Linked DNA regions of Homo sapiens: region 2 is linked to region 1. The links are chromatin loops, found by intact Hi-C in ENCODE. Cell type or tissue: A673. All regions are shown on one strand. Each heading gives the region's core, and the rest is flanking DNA. Links, peaks and the distances in the headings are about the cores only.

The links. Hi-C counts contacts between places; a loop is a spot of excess contacts. Peaks named below come from ENCODE experiments on the same cell type or tissue, not always from the same donor. Only the 100,000 strongest peaks of a DNase experiment are listed, where the experiment ranks them.
Region 2: a loop joins it to region 1, with 3 times the contacts of the local background. A loop is called at or near these places in 1 of 110 quality-filtered maps.

The regions. Positions count from the first base shown.
Region 1 is chr17:55,066,935-55,072,806 of GRCh38, reverse strand. The region is part of intron 12 of STXBP4 (syntaxin binding protein 4); the gene reads right to left. Among named protein-coding and RNA genes, the nearest start is that of STXBP4, 100 kb to the right of the region's middle. RefSeq lists a silencer at 252-452. In A673, for the core only: no CTCF peak of the experiment used is centred there; DNase peaks (open chromatin) are centred at 2,586 and 3,216; H3K27ac peaks cover 2,050 bases.
Region 2 is chr17:55,434,314-55,440,185 of GRCh38, reverse strand. No RefSeq gene overlaps it. Among named protein-coding and RNA genes, the nearest start is that of MMD, 15 kb to the right of the region's middle. In A673, for the core only: no CTCF peak of the experiment used is centred there; a DNase peak (open chromatin) is centred at 2,655; H3K4me3 peaks cover 802 bases; H3K27ac peaks cover 1,206 bases.

The DNA of each region.
Region 1 (5,872 bases), core at 1,912-4,411:
TCCAAAAAGTCAATATACATATATTATTTATTTATCAATTTGAAAATTAATAGTTATGTTATTTTATTATGTGAGGTAGTTGCCTGATCTTACTTTTTCCTTTGTTGATTTCAGCATGGAATCTCTTGACTTCATATACCTAGCATAACATTTTGAAAATAAAGGAAGTAGAAGATAGTTGAAAATGGAAAACAGAAGAATAAGAAAGGGCTCAAAAGATAAAAAGAGTAGGCTACAACAAAACTCAAGTAGGTAGTAGGACTCATGTTCTAAAAAGGCTCTTGTAGGGTCATCAGATGCTGCTGAGAGATTTGTAGTAGTGTTATGGGGCTTCTCCATGGACCAAGCTCCAGGGGCTAAAGTTATCTCATGGACGTCAATCTATCTACTACTTCTCCCTTTTGGTTTAAGCCAAAAGGTAGCATTTAGTAGCAAAGTACATAATCGTGTTGTTGAATGCAAGGCTCACAAGACATTTATTAAACACATGTTATGTCTCAGGTGCATCACGTGTCTTTTCTCACTTAATCTTTAAAACAATATTGAGAGAAAGACATTACTAAAAAACATTTCATACATAAGCAAACAGACTCAGAGAAGTTATATGACCTGTTCAAGAACACACAGCAGTGCCAGAATCTGAAACTAGGTCTGCCTGACTGCAACATTAATGCTGTCTTTCTACTGTTTTACTCTGCCTCTAAATGAAAAAACAAAAAAACCCCATACAGGTATACCTTCCACCTTAGGAAGAGGAAAGGGTAGCCAAAACCACTTGCTCTATCAAAATGTACTTGGAGGGAAAAAAATGTACCTTGGTACTGGGTCAAAGACAGTCCCCCAGGACACCAATATAATTTAATATGGCACTTCTTATACTGTAAACCATTCCTTTTTCTTTACTTGATGCAGAAATCTCTTTTCTCTGCGATAGAACTTTCTGCTCCAATTGCCATGGCTAATATTAAACTATGGCTATTTTAATTTTTTCAGAGCTGTTAAGGGACATTTGCTTTTGTTTGAGCCTAAATACATTTGAAGTGCTGGGAGGGTTAGGAATGCTGGCATATTCTTAAGGGTCAGTTTTTCATTCATACATTCAATAATGATTTATTAAGTATTTATTATGTGTCAGGTTCTGTTTCAGGTACTGGGGGTAGACACTAAACAATATAGACAAAAAGCCTTCCCTCTTGCTCCTTGGAATTTACATTCTAAGTTTGGGGAGATAGACAGTAAATCAGGGATGAGAGGTAAATGTCTCATTGAAAAGATAACTGACCAGAGACCTGCAGGAGGAATGGAGTTAGGATTTCCCAAGGAGGAGCTTTCTAGGAAGAGCGAACAGTTTGCATGAAGGCCCTGAGATGGAGCTGTGATTTGTGTCTTTCAGAGAACAGCAAGGAAGCCAGTGTAGTAGAGGTAGGAGTAGTAGGGTCCAGGAAGACGGGAGTAGTAAGACATGAGGGCAGAATGGTAACAAGAGTGAATATAGGGATGGAGGTAGAGTGAAGTGGCAGAGGCTAAGAGAATTTGTAGGCCGTTGCAAGGACTTTGGTTTTACTCAGGGTAAGATGGGAAATGATTGGAGGGTTTTGGGCAGAGAATCGATGTGATCTGACTTAAATTTTAAAAGTGTTACTTTTGCTGCTGTGTTGAGAATAGACTGTAGATGGTGGGCAAGGGTGGAAGCAGGGAGAAGAAAAAGGAGATGGGCAAAAATTAACTGTAGCTTCAATAAGGGTGATAGTGGTGGAGTTGGTGTGAAGCAGTTAGATTCTAAATACAGTTTGAAGGTAAAGCCAACAGAGTAGTTCATCAATAGCATTTATTTAGCAGCCACTGCATCTAGCAACCATGTTTATGACAAAAATACAAAGGGGTAAAAGATAACCTCTCCTTTTCTGTCTCAACTTAGAACATCAGGTATGACTTAGATAAATGGATGAAGAAAAGAGGATGTTACAAAAAGAGAACCATGTGAATAAAGGAAGAGAGACAAGAAGAAATGTGGCACACTGTGAAACAATACTAGATCAATTATGATTGGAGTAGAGACTTGCTATAGGGGAGTAATGGATAAAAAAAGGTCGTGGAAAGGGAGGGAGTCAGGCTCTGGTAGAAATGGCAGGCATGAAGGGGAAGGAGCTTGAGTCTGAAGAAGACTTGAAGGCTTCTGAGCAGAAAATGATATGAGAAAACAGTGCTTTAGAAAGCTAAATCTGGCAGCAGGGTGCCAGATGGAGAGATGTGGCCAACCAATTGCCTTCTATGCCCTTGACTCAAAGGACTTTATTTCCTTGTATCTAAAAGTAATTGTTTTATAATAAAAGAATACTTTTAGAAAGAAATATCTGGAAAAGGTAGGTACATTAACCTAGCCTACCACACCAGTCAATTTCATTCAGATGATCAAGAGAGTCTCTAGTGACACAGCTAGATCAACTTCACACTAGACTGCTGCTGTGCATACAGGAGATAATGGCTAACTATGTGCCAGCACTATTCTCAATGTTTTACATCCATCAACTCAGTTAATCCACACACTGCCATGGATATGTCTATTATTATCTGCATTTTATAGACAGGACATTGATGCACAGGAAAGTTAAGTAACTAACTCAGAATCACAAACCTAGTAAGTGACAGAGCTAAGATTTGGCAGTCTAGTTATAAAGTTCATGTTCTTGGCTACTATGCTGTACTACCTTGCCAACTACAGAAAATGTTTTTAAAAAATCACTTTTAGATGACAATATTATCAGTGCCCAGTCCTGGATGAGCTTATGATGTGGTCATTACAATAGGTATATTTGAGGCTGCTTCACTCTCCATTTTTCATTCAATCAATCTAAAAAAAAAAAGACTCTAAAGAGAAAGGGCAGGAAATTCTCCATAGCTGCAATGAAGAATAACTAATTTGATGATTTGTCTTCTTCACACTCACTTCATGCAGCTTTTATTCCTCTATAAAAACAGCACTTTTATTTTTGTTCAAAGAATGCTAGTTAATTAAATGAAGACTCTGGATGGAATTTATATAGCCATTATTGTGCACTGATGGTAATACAGTGTGAAATGTAGTTGGGTGGTAAAAGATGCAGAGGTTTTGATGCTGAATAAATTCATGCTATTTCTTTTGTAAATGTGTAACTGTCAGGTTGGTGAATGTGACCCCTTAGCAAAGTTCTAGCCCAGTTACCACTGAATGGCTGTTTAAAAGATTAGTGCATTGAAATGATGACTTTTAGAGGAAGCAGTAAAGAAAAGATAACAGCAGTGTGCCGTATTTAGCAATACAAGATCACATAAATCCATTTTCTCTTTTCCTCCCAGGCTGTCTTCTAATAAATAACTGTACAGCCTCCTATGTCAGTAACAACTGAGCCAGAATTTTCCCAGTGCCTCACCATGAGACTGAAATCCCATCAGGGAAAATGCTGTCGTCCATTTACTGATTTACTATGTACTAGATAGAGTTTAATTCAGTTTAGAAGGTTAGATAATAAAAGAAAAATGAAGATATAGTAGTAAGTCAGAAAATCCACATAAGCATTATGCTTTTTAATACTAAGCAGTGTGAGCAAACATACTAGAAGGGAATCCTGAATTAAGAAGTAAAATCTCTAGCTTATTTTTTTTTTTTTTTTTTTGGCAACACTGAGGAAATGTCTTCAACTCACACTGGCCCTTTATAAAATGAGGTTTTTCTGCCTCACGATTACATAATGAAACTTCAAAGAGCAGACCAAAGTCTTCTTTGAAAATGTAATCTGAACTAATGAAAATCTTTGTAGGCTACCAATACTTTGGACTTTTGTTGGGACAAAGCACGGTAACAGCTCACACACAGGACAATAAATATACTATGTGTTTTTCCACATACAGTACTTTTCCCCCACAAGGTAACATGATCTAGAATGAAAAAACATGGGCTTTGAATGGGACATAACTAGGTTAGAATCTCAGATCAGAATTTTACACTTTTAAAAATTTTCTGGCTCTGTAATTCTCTAAGACTCAGTTTGCTCATTTTTATAATGGAAAATCACACCTATTTTATTAGATCAAAACTATTCTCACAAGAGAATTAAAGAAACTATAATAGTTCTTGGCACAATTTTTTCCTTTTCCTCTTTCTTACCTTGAAAAAATATACATAATCACCTGTGTGATCAAAGAGCTAGACAAAATAATTTATTAAGGGTTTTCCTGAGGCACTCAATTAGTAACACCAGCTCTTGAACTTTGGAGAGTTGTTTGGAAACAAAATTTGCACATGTATTTTTTAATGTTAGCAACAATCATGTAAAGCCCTTTCCTCTAGTTATGAGTTGTAATGAATGGCTCCCTATAGTAGAAGGAAAAAGCATTAATTGCAGTAGCACATCTGTAATTAGGCTAACACATTCACATCACTAAATTTAAAAGTTCTGCAATTTTTAAGTTCATCAGTAAATCTTTCAAAATGTCAATAGGTGACAGGAGAAAAATGAGACTGCAAAGAGATATAATGTTTTTGTGCAATGTAACCTATGCTACCAAGCCCTAAAGAATACTTCTCTTATCAGCTTCCTACATCCACTCTTTGGAAAGCCCTTCTTGGTCTTGGTACTATTACAGCTTGTGAAAAAAATTAAGGGTTACTGCAGGAAAAGAGCTATTGAATTAAAATGTTTAAAAGCAAGTTATATCTAGTTTCCTTGACTTATGAGTCTGATTTGTTAAAATATATATAATATACCTTTCAATGGATAATCCCAAAATGCTTTGCAGATATTGACAAATGAAGGTATAACTCACCCCTCAGGCATGAATGTGTATGGGGGAGAATATGATTCGTAGAACTTTTTAACAGACCTCTGACATATGCTTTCTTTTCTCTTTCCTCACTCCCCCTCCATGACTCATCTAGCCAACTCCTCCTCCTCCTTACCTAACCAGTAATTAAGCACTGTGAAGTCTTCATTTATAATGTAATTTGCAGCTGTTGCTTAATTTCCATTCTAACCACTGTATTACTGATTTATGTCTTTATCCTCTCATGCTTGGGTACTATGAAAATCACATATGTGATCACCCTGCCTACTGTGTTCTTTATTGTATTCTGCATACTTCTGAAAGATTGATTTCCTCAAAATATTGATGAAGTACCACCTTAGGTAACAAACCTAACAACATGGTACATGATAAAATATATCCTCATTCTTCATTCTTCAAAGTTCTCTACTACCTATTCCAAATCAACCTACTTACTAGCTTTAGTCCACTTAACTCTCACATGATTCCCATATCCAAGTACATTAACTTACCACATTTACCAGGTGAAATTCTTCTACTTCCAAGACACTTTGGGTCACATTAATCCTCTAGGTATATATATTTTTCACCTTTTTCCATCATTTAGTTGTTACTTGTCCTTCAAAATCTATCTCAGATTTCACCTTATCTGTTTTTCCATTCTACTTTTGTATAAATGATCTTTCTCTCCTTTTTTATCTTTTAGATTTGTCGTCTGTAATTAATCACATATTTAGTACTCTTAACTGCTATCTTGAACTGTCATTAAAATGCTTTATTACCCAACTTTCTAAAATCAAAGGGTCTTGACTGCCCAAATTAGAACACAATCTGTCTGAGAGTAAAAACCCTATCTAATATGAGCAGGTACTCTACTTAACATAAAATGAGATATAACTGAGTTGACAAACCATGAAAATGACTATTTCATTTTTCATATACAAAAACTGCCTTAAGGAACTTATTTAGGCAAGAAGCTTTCATAGGAAATTTCTTCAAAAAAGGGTTCAGATTTATGGGAATATTAGAACTACATTTTATTTAACAATTAAAATAACAATCATAAACTATG
Region 2 (5,872 bases), core at 1,561-4,060, 370 kb before region 1:
TCCTAAGAAAATAGGAGGGTCTTGGCTGGGCACGGTGGCTCATGCCTGTAATCCCAGCACTTTGGGAGGCTGAGGTGGGCGGATCATGAGGTCAGGAAATCGAGACCATCCTGGCTAACACGGTGAAACCCCTTCTCTACTAAAAATACAAAAAATTAGCCGGGCATGGTGGCGGGTGCCTGTAGTCCCAGCTACTCGGGAGGCTGAGGCAGGAGAATGGCGTGAACCCCCGGGAGGCAGATCTTGCAGTGAGTGGAGATCCAGCCACTGCACTCCAGCCTGGGCGACAGAGCGAGACTCTGCTCTGTCTCAAAAAAAAAAAAAAAAAAAAAAGAAAGAAAATAGGAGGGTCTTATTCGTTTGAATAGAGAAAGGCAATTGTGGAAAAGTAACTAAATTATGTGGTGGAGGCTAAAGGAAGATAATTAGCTTAACAAGGTCTGTTTGCAAAGAATTCTCTCAGCTATGACTCTCCACCAAAGAATTGTCTTTTTCTCCTGGTACAGGGAGGGCATCTTTCACATGGGAATCTTTATCTCCTGTTTTCTGAAAGAAAGGGGGAAGATTACAAAGCACTTCTTGTATCTTTTGTTTTTCAAGTGCCTTCAGCTAGAAGTCTCATGTCAAAGTGGCATGTTTTCGGGTAGCATATTCTGCCCCTCTTCATAAATATTTTAGGCTCTGTCAGCTATAACGTCTCTGTTACAACTACTCAGCTCTGCCATTGTAGTGGAAAAGCAGCCGTAGACAATTTGTAAAGGAATGGATGTGGCTGCGTTCAATAAAACTTTATTTGCAAAAGCAAATAGAGAGCTGGATTTGGCCTGTGGATTTTAGTTTGCTGCCTCCTGCTCTAGAGTCTGGTCTAGACTACTGCTTTTCAGACATTAATATGCATAGGAATCACTAAGGTATCATGTTACAATGTAGATTTTGATTCAATAGATGGAGTCTGAGATTCTACATTTTTAACAAGTACTCACATGATAGTAATGATGATGATCCAAGGACCATACTTTGAACAGCAAGGCTTGAATTAAAACTAGTAGTTCTCAATCTTGAATGCACCCTAGAATCACCGGAAGAGCTTTAAAAATGGCAATGCCTGGTTTTCACTCCTTCCCTGCCACACTCCATTATGATTTCTCTTTTTTTTTTTTTTTTTTTGAGACGCAGTCTTGCTCTGTCACCCAGGCTGGAGTGCAGTGGCGCGATCTCAGCTTACTGCAAGCTCCGCCTCCCGGGTTCATGCCATTCTCCTGCCTCAGCCTCCCAAGTAGCTGGGACTACAGGCACCCACCACCATGCCTGGCTAATTTTTTGAAATTTTAATAGAGACGGGTTTTCACTGTGTTAGCCAGGATCGTCTTGAACTCCTACCTCATGATCCGCCCACCTCAGCCTCCCAAAGTGCTGGGATTACAGGCATGAGCCACCACACCCAGCCCATTATGATTTCTTTATTTTGTGGTGTGGCCTGAGCATCAGGATTTTTTTTTATTATTATACCTTAAGTTCTAGGGTACATGTGCACAATGTACAGGTTTGTTACATAGGTATACACGTGCCATGTTGGTTTGCTGCACCCATCGACTCATCATTTACATTAGGTATTTCTCCTAACGCTATCCTTCCCCCAGCCCCCCACCCCCCGACAGGCCCTGATGTGTGATGTTCCCCGCCCTGTGTCCAAGTGTTCTCATTGTTCAATTTCCACCTATAAGTGAGAACATGTGCTGTTTGATTTTCTGTCCTTGCGATAGTTTGCTGAGAATGATGATTTCCAGCTTCATCCATGTCCCTGCAAAGGACATGAACTCATTCTTTTTCATGACTGCATAGTATTCCATGGTGTACATGTGCCACACTTTCTTAATCCAGCCTATCATCGATGGACATTTGAGTTGGTTCCAAGTCTTTGCTATTGTGAATAGTGCCACAATAAACATACATGTGCATGTGTCTTTGTAGTAGCATGATTTATAATCCTTTGGGTATATACCCAGTAATGGGATGGCTGGGTCAAATGGTATTTCTGGTTCTAGATCCTTGAGGAGTCGCCACACTGTCTTCCACAATGGTTGAACTAATTTACACTCCCACCAACAGTGTAAAGCATTCCTATTTCTCCACATCCTCTCCAGCATCTGTTGTTTCCTGACTTTTTAATGATCGCCATTCTAACTGGCATGAGATCTTATCTCATTGTGGTTTTGATTTGCATTTCTCTGGAGCATCAGGATTTTTGAAAGCTCCCTAGGTAATCCTGATATGCAAGTGAAATTAAGAATATAGCCCAGCATGTGAATGAAAGATTTAAGGGTTTCTTTGATAAGACTTAAATTCACTGCTCAGATTTATAAAATGGAACACTTGCTCAGAATGAAGTTATCCTTTGAGGAAAGGAAATGGCACTTGGGTAGAAAGTAAGCAGGTCTCTGAATTAGCCAAACAGGATTAGATTTAAAGCCCAAGTGGATGAATAAGCTGTATAGAAGGGAGCAGCCCCTTCCTCTGAGATTGAGGCAAGAAAAGCAACACAAGATTTTGTTAGGGGCTAGAAGCTGGGGCATTCATGTCAACTGTTTTGTAGAGGAAGAGATATTCAGCCAAGCAAACACTTTCTGAGCACTTAGCATGTCCCAGGGGAGGTCACCTGCTGAGCATGGGAAATGAAAGTGGAGTCAAAGACTTGAAGAGAATTGTGAAAATTTAGAACAGTTTCTGTGAACACTAGGGGAAGATGCAGAGCAGGAGACAAATGGATTTCCCAGTGCTGTTGTCGGCCAGCTGCAGTTAGAAACATTTTTCTGCTGAATAAAAGGAAGAATTTGCTGACAGTAAAAACTGTCCTGAGTTGCCACGGGCTTCCCTCGGAAATGGGGAACTTCCAGTGGCTGGATCTCAACCATAGGTTAGATCAGCACTTTTCATCCGGAAAACCTATGTACCAATAATAGCTGAGTGGGGTGTTACTAGTAATTTTGGCTAATAATGATACCGAACTATGCAAATTCTTAACTTTTAAAATGCACTCTAGAATACAATCAAGGCTGAGCCTGTAATAGCATCCCTCTTAATTACTTGCATTATTGATTCACTTTGAGCAGAAAATAAAAGGTGTGGTGCAAGCTTAGCTGCCAGGAATTGTACAGAACCCACAAACTATCTGATCTCATCAGCAGAGGTAATGTATTTCATATGTGAATGTTATCCATTGAGTGTGGGGGAATGGAAAAATGGGCTGAGAACTGTTGAGACAGATGTCAATGTGGTATTGGGAGATCTAAGAATTGAATGGAGATCTAAGAGTTGAATGTGGAATGGGGATGTTGACTTGAACAGTTAAAGTCCTTCCAACTCTGATATTCTGTGATTCTAGGAAAACACCTGTGTGTCTGGATCTTCTTTAGGCTTGAAACTAAAAGCTTCACACAAGAAGGGAATGAATCACTACATAAATTATTCAGCGCTTGAAGGCCCTCAGAGAATTACTCTCTGTTCTTTGATTGAGGCAGGGATTTTCTCCTAGATCCTTAGTCTGAATAAAGGCTGAGTTTTGGATCTCTCAGGTCCAGAAAAAATGCTATAGATAATTAGGCCGTCATTATCTAGGCCTCCTCCATCTTGAATCATTATGACTATAAAATCATTACCTTGTGCATAGCTTGCAATACATTCTTTTCCCTACTTACAGTCCAGAATTGCTGGTTGAGATAGATAAGGTGTTGTTGCAAAGGGATTTCATAACTAGTGGGAAACAGTATGACATAACAGTATGCCTGGGGCCAGATACCAGTTTTACTATGTTCCAGGTGGTTACCTTAACCAGGTTACTTTCTGCTCAGTGCCAGCCTCATCACTGGTAAAATGAGAATAATAATGTATCAGAGGGTTACCGTGAAGACATAATACACATCGAGTGCTTAGAATAGCACCTGGCAGGTATAAGGTAGGTAAGTATTCCAGCCACCTTACTTACATAATTGCTACCTTCCAGGAGCTGGAAGAAAGATACACTTAGATGGACATACTTTTTCAGCCCATGCAGCCAACAAAATAAGAACATAAAACCAAAACAAAATTAAACAGTGGGTATTTTATTACCTCCTTTTTTTTTTTTTTTTTTTTGAGAGAGAGTCTCGCTCTGTTGCCCAGGCTGGAGTGCAGTGGCGCAATCTCGGCTCACTGCAAGCTCCACCTCCCTGGTTCATGCCATTCTCCTGCCTCAGCCTCCTGAGTAGCTGGGACTACGGGTGCCCGCCACCATGCCCGGGTAATTTTTTTTGTATTTTTAGTAGAGATGGGGTTTCACTGTGTTAGCCAGGATGGTCTCGATCTCCTGACCTCATGATCTGCTCGCCTTGGCCTCCCAAAGTGCTGGGATTACAGGCGGGAGACATCGCAACCCACCCTTCCTCCTTTCATAGGTTCTCCTTGTTTAGAAAATTAGACGCCAACTCTTTAGCTTGGTATCAGAATCCTTCATGACAATGCCAATGTTTCAACACACATAATACACTCTTCCCCATTAAGTCAATAACCTACACTTGAACAAAATCAGACCATCTGCTGTGGTCCCAGTGGGCATGATATGTCCCCATCTCTGAAAGCTTACTCATAGTATTCACCCAGTCTGTATGCAATATATTTTTCACTCGTCTTTGCTGGTTGGTATCTTCTCATCCTTTACCATCCAAGCCAAGTGACTTTCTCTATGAAGACTTTCTTTAAAACCCCAGTAGATAAAATATGTCTATCCCTCTCTGTGATACCTTAACACTTTATATACTTGATACTTTCATTACCATACTTTTCATACACTTCCTTGGTATAGAGTTATTTTGTAAATTCCTCCAGATTTTAAGTGCCTTGAAAGAGAATTTGTTTCTTATTCATCTCTATTTCTCCTCCTGTGACTGGCTCCCACCGTCACTGCCCCCACAATATGCACAGTGCAGGCCATGCTGCCTTATACACTATAGGCATTTGATAAATGTGGGCTGGTTATGGGACTCTCTGGGATGTAAGAAAGCACTTAATTGGAATGAAGATTGGGAAGAGTTCCCTATCCAGCTTAAGTGGGGCAAGAAAGAGCAGATGCTATAACCCAGGGGCTTTGAGCACTTATTAAAATTAGATATTGAATGTCTGAGAACAAATTCTAGCACATACTGAGTATTAGGCATATTTTAGATGCTAGCCACCCCCTCTTCTAGAAGATCTGCCTCCTACCCACAACCCCCGATGAAGTGGTGAATGAATCATCTGTCTTTGTTCCACTGCAGTCCCCACTCCATCTTGAGTCAAAGCCTACCTACCCTACAGCCTCATGAGACAAGATGAGCTCAGCCACTGTCTCTCTCCACTAAGATTTCAAGTTAGGACTTAAAAATACTCAAGTAGGAGCTATAAACTCTAAAATTGTTGCAATACTAACAACAACAAGAACAACTGTATTTATTGAGTGTATACTATGTGCCAGTCACTGTGTGGCACATAGTACGTGCTCAATGTACTTAAGGACAATATCTTTACTCCTCACACTACTGTGAAGATGAGGCTGTTATTACCCCCATTTTATTTTATTTTTTATTCTTATTTTTTGAGACGGATTCTTGTTCTGTTGCCCAGGTTGGAGTGCAGTGGCACCATCTTGGCTCACTGCAACCTTTGCCTCCCAGGTTCAAGCGATTCTCCTGCCTCAGACTCCCGTGTAGCAGGAGCTACAGACGGGCACCACCACACCTGGTTAGTTTTTGTATTTTCAGTAGAGACAGGGTTTCACCATTTTGGCCAGGCTGGTCTTGAACTCCTGACCTCAAGTGATCCGCCTGCCTCAGCCTCCCAAAGTGTTGAGATTACAGGTGTG